2 separate regions of the Homo sapiens genome follow, and region 2 is linked to region 1. Evidence: chromatin loops called from intact Hi-C (ENCODE). Cell type or tissue: OCI-LY7. All regions are shown on one strand.

The links. Peaks named below come from ENCODE experiments on the same cell type or tissue, not always from the same donor. Only the 100,000 strongest peaks of a DNase experiment are listed, where the experiment ranks them.
Region 2: a loop joins it to region 1, with 2.2 times the contacts of the local background. A loop is called at or near these places in 3 of 110 quality-filtered maps.

Annotation. Positions count from the first base shown.
Region 1 is chr9:78,127,769-78,131,768 of GRCh38, forward strand. No RefSeq gene overlaps it. Among named protein-coding and RNA genes, the nearest start is that of GNAQ, 98 kb to the left of the region's middle. In OCI-LY7, a CTCF peak has its summit at 2,406; a DNase peak (open chromatin) is centred at 2,433.
Region 2 is chr9:78,195,774-78,199,773 of GRCh38, forward strand. No RefSeq gene overlaps it. Among named protein-coding and RNA genes, the nearest start is that of CEP78, 38 kb to the right of the region's middle. In OCI-LY7, CTCF peaks have their summits at 1,995 and 2,210; DNase peaks (open chromatin) are centred at 678 and 998; H3K4me3 peaks cover 2,177 bases; H3K27ac peaks cover 2,737 bases.

The DNA of each region.
Region 1 (4,000 bases):
ATATTAAGGCTCCATGTTGTCCTGGGCAGACTTGGATTTCCATGGCAGGCTGGTGCAGGGGGCAGACAGGCCACGGGGTCAGAAGAGATGATGATGGGTGGGAACCAGCATTTACGGTGAGCTCCTTATGTGGCAGGCACTTTAGATACACTGTTTTACTTGGTCCTCACAGTCACCTCAGCAGATATAATCCAAGTTTTACAAATAAGGAATGTAATTAGGTAAAGGGAGCAAGATCACACAGCTGATGAGAGCAGAATCTGGGATCGGTTCCCAGGTCTCATTCCAAACCTGTTCTCTTTCCATTTCCTGTTCCATAATCCCTTGCTGATCTTTCTAAACTTCAGTTTTGTCAAACAAGCCAGGTGGTTGAAAGTACACACGAGATGATGCACGTGAACACCTCTAACACAGTGTGTGTCACATAATAGATGTTCAATAAAAATAAAATTTTCTCCTTTTTCCTTTTTTGTACCATTCCATCTTCCCCTTTTGATTTTTCTTTCTCTTTTCCTTCTCTATCATATTCTTCCAACTCCTGCTTTCTTTTTTCTTCTTTTACCCCTTTCTCTTCAGAAAAATAAATTCTAGAGATCTCATTCCCAATGGCAATAGAGACTTAAAAACAATCCCCTAGAACTATGCAAGGTCTGCATGAAGAAAACTATAAAATCTTATTGAAGATATAAAAGAAGACATGAAAAGACAGAAAGCTATATATGTTTCCAGATGAAAGAGTCAATATTCCTAAGATGTCACCTTTTCAAATTAATCCATAAATTCAATTCAATCCTAATAAAAATCTTAACAAGAGATTTATAGAATTTGAAAAGCTGATTTTAGAGTTCAAAAGAGAGAATACCTCAGAACAAGCAACAAAATTTACCAAAAAAAAGGAAAACAAGGAAAAACCTGACTTTTCAGTTATCAAAATATACAAAGCTTATATTAATTAAGCAGTATTTTATTGGCTCAGAATAAAGACATGGACAAATGGAACCAAAAAGGACAATTCAGGAACAAAGCTATGCATAAAGGAACATTTAGAATATAAAAAGATAGCATTTCAACTTAGGGAAACCCTGTCTCTACAAAAAATACAAAATTAGCTGGGTGTGGTGGCTCGCACCTGTAGTCCCAGCTACTTGGGAGGCTGAGAGGGGAGGATCACTTAAGACTGGGAGGTCAAGGCTGAAGTGAGCCATGATCATGTGGCTGCACTCCAGCCTGGGCGACAGAGTGAGACTGTGTCTCAAACAAACAAACAACAGTAAAAAACCCACACACAATATTGAGAACGTTGTAGATTCTGAAAAAAAAATTAGATACCTATATCACACCATAAGCAAAAATCCAAATGGATTAAATTCTAAACATCAAATAAAAAAAAACAGCAGAAAGGAACCAGAGTAAGATATTGCACATCAGTTTTGATAATTTTGGGGGTTGATAAAGGCTGTCCGAAGAAAGACACAAATTCCAGGAGCCATTGATAAAAGACCAACAGATTACATGCCAAAAAAAAAAAAAATGAAAAGACCTGCATGACAAAAGACATCAAAATAGAAGGTACCAGTGAAAGTCTTTGTAGTATATAGAAAACCAAATATAATATACAAAATATACTAAAGGCACCTGAAATTATCATGAAAAGATATAAAATATAAAATTAGCATAAGAGACAAAGAGACAATTCACAAAAAAATAAGAAATAAAATATGAAAAGATGTTTAATTTCAAAAGTGACAAAGAAAACGCAAAATAAACAGTGAGATATACTTTATTACCAACTAATCAGTTCGTTAAAAATTCAATAGATTGCTACCAGTATCATCAGGTGGAAATGGGCAGTTTCACACACAGCTTCCAAGGGTGTAAATCAGTACAAGCTTTTTTTAATAATTTAGAAATATCTATCCAAATTTAAAACAAGCATATCCTTCAAGTCCTTAAATTCCATTTCTAAGAATTTTAAATATTCACACATGTTTATAAAGTAAATAAACATGGATGATCATTGCAGCTTTATCTTTAGTAAAGAAAAATAAGAGTGGGACAGAAATTTGTCTCAATCAGGAAATGGCTAAATGAATTATCGCTTATTTATATTATGGAATACTGTATTGAAAGTAATACAGTATTGAAAAAAATTATTTTAAAAATGAGGTAATTTCTATTGACTATGGAACAGGATTCCAAGACATATGTCAAGTGAAAAAAAGCAAAAATTAAGTACTATGGCCAAAGAGTACTTAGTTTTCTACTCTCTATGTTTCACATTATTTATATTATTTATGACAAGCGCATTTTGCTGTATGAATAAGAATAAAAGGAATCTTTCTTAATAGGATCCAGGAACCATAGCGGTGTTATGACTGTTGTCATGGGTCCAGTAAGCTTTCCTAGGGGGCGCCTATGGGCTAAAAGAGATCCTTGGCAATGCCCTTCCTCCCAAGGCAGGGGTGGGTCAGAGGCACTGAGGGCAGGAGGCTGCCAGCCAAAGAGAACAAAGCTGAGCCAATGCTAGCACAAGAGAGGAGTGTGGAGTCATAGCTTCGCCTCGACTCCCTCTTTTATATTCTAGCTACCAGCAAGATATTTGAGATTCAGCTTAAGCAAGAGTCGCTTACTTAATTCCCTCTTCTGCTTTGGGCTTCAGTGGAAGTCCTTCCAGCAATGAGAACTGCTTAGCCACAATCCAACAATAAGGCATCTATTTTCTATTTCTTGGTAAATTCCCTCCTGTAGCAGGAGAAAAATAACATTAGGTCTCTTTCTCTTCCTTCCTCTCTCCAAAACTTTCATTCTTGTTTAGGTGAAACATTTAGAAGAAAAAACAAAACTTTAAATGTAGTTTTTTTTTGGTAATATATACAAAGATATATATATGGAGAACATATATTAGACTTTGCATCTAACACCATTTTTCCTGGCAATATTTCTTCAGAAAATCAAAAAGAAAACTGTTTATCATTATTCATAACAAAGTCGTTATTCTCCTACAACAGTTCTTTGGATAGGTATTCTAAATTATTTTGCACTGTTTATGCACTTTTTTCAAAATGTTTCTCTTCTGATTAGGTTTTCTGGCTTCTAATTAATTTGCACTATTTTCACATTTTTTCAGATGCATATATTGATCTAAGATTCCACATAATAGCAAGCTGGAACTAAAACTGTAAGTGATCAGAAAAATATGAAAGCAGGAGAAATAATCCTGCATGTACCAAAGAACAATCAAAGTATTGTACATGAGCACTGCATGCAGAATAAACTGTGGTCTGGAAATCAAGAGACTTTGCCATCCTTCAGGTCATTCTGTGTGACCTTGGACAAGTGTGTGGCCTCTTGAATATTTTACAGAAACATGAGTTTCTTGATCTGTAAATTAAGTGGATTGGGGGATAAGATTTTTAAACTCCTTTCCACTGATAAGATTCAAAGACTTCCACTGATTATTGGGAATGTAGAATAATTCACAGATAGAACTTAGCAACAACAATAGCAACAACATCAACAACATTAACAGCTCCCATTAAATAAGGATTTATGGCTAGGCGCAGTGGTTCGTGCCTGTAATCCCAGGACTTTGGGAGGCTGAGGCGGGCAGATTGCTTGAGCCCAGGAGTTCAAGATGAGCCTGGGCAACGTGGAGAAACCCCGTCTTTACAAAAAATACAAAAATTATATGGGCGTGGTAATGCGTGCCTGTAGTCCTAGCTACTAGGGAGGCTGAAGTGGGAGGATGGCTTGAGCTCAGGAGGTCGAGGCTGCAGTGAGCCATGATCATGCCACTGAACTCAAGCCTGGGCAACAGAACGAGATCCTGTCTCAAAAGAAAAAAAAAAAAAAAGCACTTAGTCCCTGCCAGGAGCTGTCTGTTTTTTATGTATTATCTTCTCCGATTCTTATAACAACTACTTGAAGTAGAGATTATTTCTTCCATCACGTAGATGAAAAAACTGAGGCTAAGAGAGAGTAAATAACTTTTCCTAGGGCC
Region 2 (4,000 bases), 68 kb after region 1:
CCAGGAGACGGAGGTTGCAGTGAGCCAAGACCGCGTCACTGTACTCCAGCCTGGAGACAGAGCGAGACTCCATCTCAAAAAAAAAAAAAAAAAAAAAAAGGAAAAAGTCCCAGGCAAACAGGATCAGTTGGTCAGAGCCCTACAGTATTGTAAAGTAGCTTGGTTCCACCAGACTTGGAGAAATTTCCCCAATATTATACCTGGCTTCTACCCACTAGATGACATTATATTATGTCGTCTCTTATCCCTTAGAACCCTCCTAGAATCTGTTTAACTATTGCCCCCAGAAGTCCCTGAAGTGAGTCACAACAGTATATTAAGTTAACTTAAAGGTTGCAGATTATTTAAGGGAAAAAATTCACTCCTATTCTATTTTCTATTTCCTGTGCACAATCATGATGTTCAGACTGGCTCACTGGAGTTTATTCCACAAGCCTAAGTAATGCAATAAAGAATGCCCCAAACTTGAAACAATATGAACATTCTCCCATTTAATTCACTAGAGAGAAATTAAAGCTGAGAAACAGAATCTATCTCCTTTGGTTGAAATTAAAATCTAAAAGAAATTATGGTCTCTTATTCTCACCATCCTCACTTCTTATTTTCTTTGCTCTCAGCTGGAGTTGCTAAACTCAGATGGAGTTTCAATTCCTTTTTCAGAAGCTGTGGCCTGGAACATCTTCCGCTGGGATGGGTGGAGCTCCCTCAAACACCTCTAAAACAGGACTAATCCAAACCCATTTGTCTCACCACTCTGGTTTTCTGACACTCATAAGGATCAGCAGAACATGCAAGAACATCAGTGGGTTAGCCTATGCCCACAAAATAAAGCAAATAAGGAGTCATGACAGCAGTTTGCTTCCAAGCAAAGTTATTCCTCTAGATTTCAGCAGATGGTATAATCGAGACCGCCTTGCTGTTGGCAGTCAAAGAACATAGCAGACACTCAATGTTTTCTTGGGAAAGGTGGGTAGACAAAGAAAACAAGAGAGAGAAAATAGAAGACATGTTTCAGATTCTGCCTGTCTTGACTGTATGACGAACACCTGTTTCATGAGATGATCACATTCCATTTTGGGGTTTGAAGCAAACCTGCATCCTGGAGGCACAGTGTTTGGGCACAAGCTTTTAAATTTCCTCTTCAGCTCTTGAATTTTTAAGAATGACACTGAGTTTTTTCCTCTACATCAACCTGACTAATATATGGGTTTCCAATTCTCTTTACATATTCATTATTTAAAACAAGATCACCCTTATGCCAACCCCTAGCTCCAGCCCACCACAATTGATCCCACAGACTGGACTCACATCTAAGATTTGAGCTTATGAAATGAACAAGTTAGAACCGGCACGAGACCATATGCTGGTGGAGACCATGATGGGGAGGGGCCAGGTGGTAAATTTCAGGACCTAGGGACAAGCCACTTGAATCCAAAGCTGAATTCCACAGTGATTTTCTTTTCCTTGACTTCTCTTCAAAACAGCAAAAAGAGAAACTAGATTTGGAACTAACATTCTAGTGTACTGAGAATTTAAATTCCAAATATTTTACACATTAGTGTTCTCAAGTTCTTAGGAATGAAATGACTTTTACAGATTAAAATACTGGCCCACCATCCTGCCTGAGAAATACAATAAAGGGGAAAAAAAGCTCTGGTGAAAAATTCTTTAAAAATTACTCCTCTTGCCAGACCTAAAACATTTATATATGGAAGTTCCGTTTTGAGATGAGCATTTTCTGGCTCCAAAGTCTCTCTTTTCCTAAAAACTAATATTAATTTGAGTTACAGTATCAGCTGTCACAGGTGCACCAAGGACCTCATTCTTCCCTATGTGATACTTTGCCCCCAATACTCATTCTTATGTAGATATCCACATGACCCTCACTGGTAGTCAATATGTATGGGCTTTGGGAAGGAGGGATTTTGTATGCTGTAATGATGGCATTACTGCCAAGAATCAAAGGGTCCTTTCTGGATGCTCACTTCTCCCCCTTGTGGGACTTCAGACCAAATATATGCAAGAAGCAATAACCAAATAGAAAACAAAATAATTTTCTATTATTGTTTTGTTGTCCAGGCCTGGAGTGCTTGACGTCAATATAAATAGAAGCAAGAATCATATACAACCATAAACCTATACTTGTGTATTGTGCAGGCCTGAAGATATGCCACCATACTTCAAAAACCCTCAGGGATTTCTGGAAGATCCAAGAGGGAAAAGATTGATGACAAAACCCATGAGAGCTGAGCAACTCTCAACTTCCTATGAGAAAAAAAGTGAATACTACAACAAGAGCCTTGGAATATTCCCAAACTCAGAAATAGTTGTAGTTAAGAGAAAGAGTTACTCATGAGAAAACTGATTGCATGAAAGAGGCTCTAAACTCAACAAATACAACTAATCTTCATGGACGTAGAGTCAATACGGAGAATAGATGAAAAATATAGACAGTAACTTTAGATGAACTTGGCAAGACATGCTATCAAGGAAAAGAAGGCTATTGTGAAAAATAAGCACTCAGGAATTTTGTAAATTAAAGACATAATTGCTGAAACACAAAATTATACTCGATGAAGGGCTGAGTAGCAGGAAGGACACTGCTGAAGACAGAATTAGTAAAGTGGAATGTCAATCTACCTTATTTGTGCAGAATGTGTAAAAGATAAAAAATGAAAGATGTTAGAGAAAAGATAAGAGACTCAGAGGATAGATCCCTGGTGCTCTAATGTCTCAGCTTTAGGAGTAGAATGAAAGAAAGAAAGAATCAAAGAATAGAAAAATCTTCCTGCCTTGGGAAAAGCCTTGAACATTCAGATTAGAAGGTTTGTCTACTAAATGGTAAGCCAGAAAAATAATTAAAAATACCTATAAAAATAGTGAAAACACCTACAAATGCCTAGTAAAATTTTAAGTACAAAATGAATATCCTATGTTACTCAGAGAGAATAAAAAAGTACAAAGGAGATAGAATCAAATTGATCTGTAACTCATTTAAAGTACAGTATGCAAGAGGGAGAAGGAATATGTCCTCAAATTTCTGTGGGAATTCTGGTCCACAGTTCTTCTTTAATCTAAAGCAGTATTTACGGATGATTGAGGAAGAAACATTTTCCATAAAATTTATCATCCGTAATTATTTTATAAAAAATTAAGAAAGAATGTGCTCCAGGAAGAATAAAGAGAGGTAACACATGGAAGAAAAGAAGCAGTAGTGAGCAAAAATATATCACTGTATCTAAAAAATTGGGGCTTCTTTCTTTTTTTTTTTTTGAGATGGAGTTTCACTCTTGTTGCCCAGCCTGTTGTACAGTGGCACCATCTCGGCTCACTGCAACCTCCGCCCCCCAAGTTCAAGCGATTCTCCTGTCTCAGTCTCCCAAGTAGCTGGGATTACAGGAGTGCACCACCATGCCTGGCAAATTTTGTATTTGTAGTAGAGATAGGGTTTCACCCCATGTTGGCCAGGCCGGTCTCAAACTCCTGACCTTAGGTACTCTGCCCGCCTTGGCCTCCTAAATTGCTGAGATTACAAGCATGAGTCACCATGCCCAGTCTTCTTTCTTTCGAGATGGAGTCTTGCTTTGTTGCCTAGGCCTGGAGTGCTTAATGTCAATATAAATAGAAGTATAATATAAAGAAAATTTGATAACTAAACTTAAATTTCTACATCTTTTCAGAAAAACATGGATGGTCTTGGAAGCAGTGCTTGGGTAGGGTTGTACTGGGAAGATTAGAGAGAGGTTATGGATCCTGAAGATTTTTCATGCTGATAGAAGAATGTAATTTAACATTTTTATTAAAGATTAATTGTTTAGGAACTTTTTAAGAAAAATTTTGAATTCTGACACATATCTGTCCAAAAAGTTTTCAGATAAGAGATTTTGGACCTACAAGTAATTTTTAAGGTATGGCAACAGTTTTTCTGTCATGGTATATAAGTGCTGTGTTCTGGATAACATTAAAAATTACTTCAAGATAGTGTTCTGCAACTGAGTCA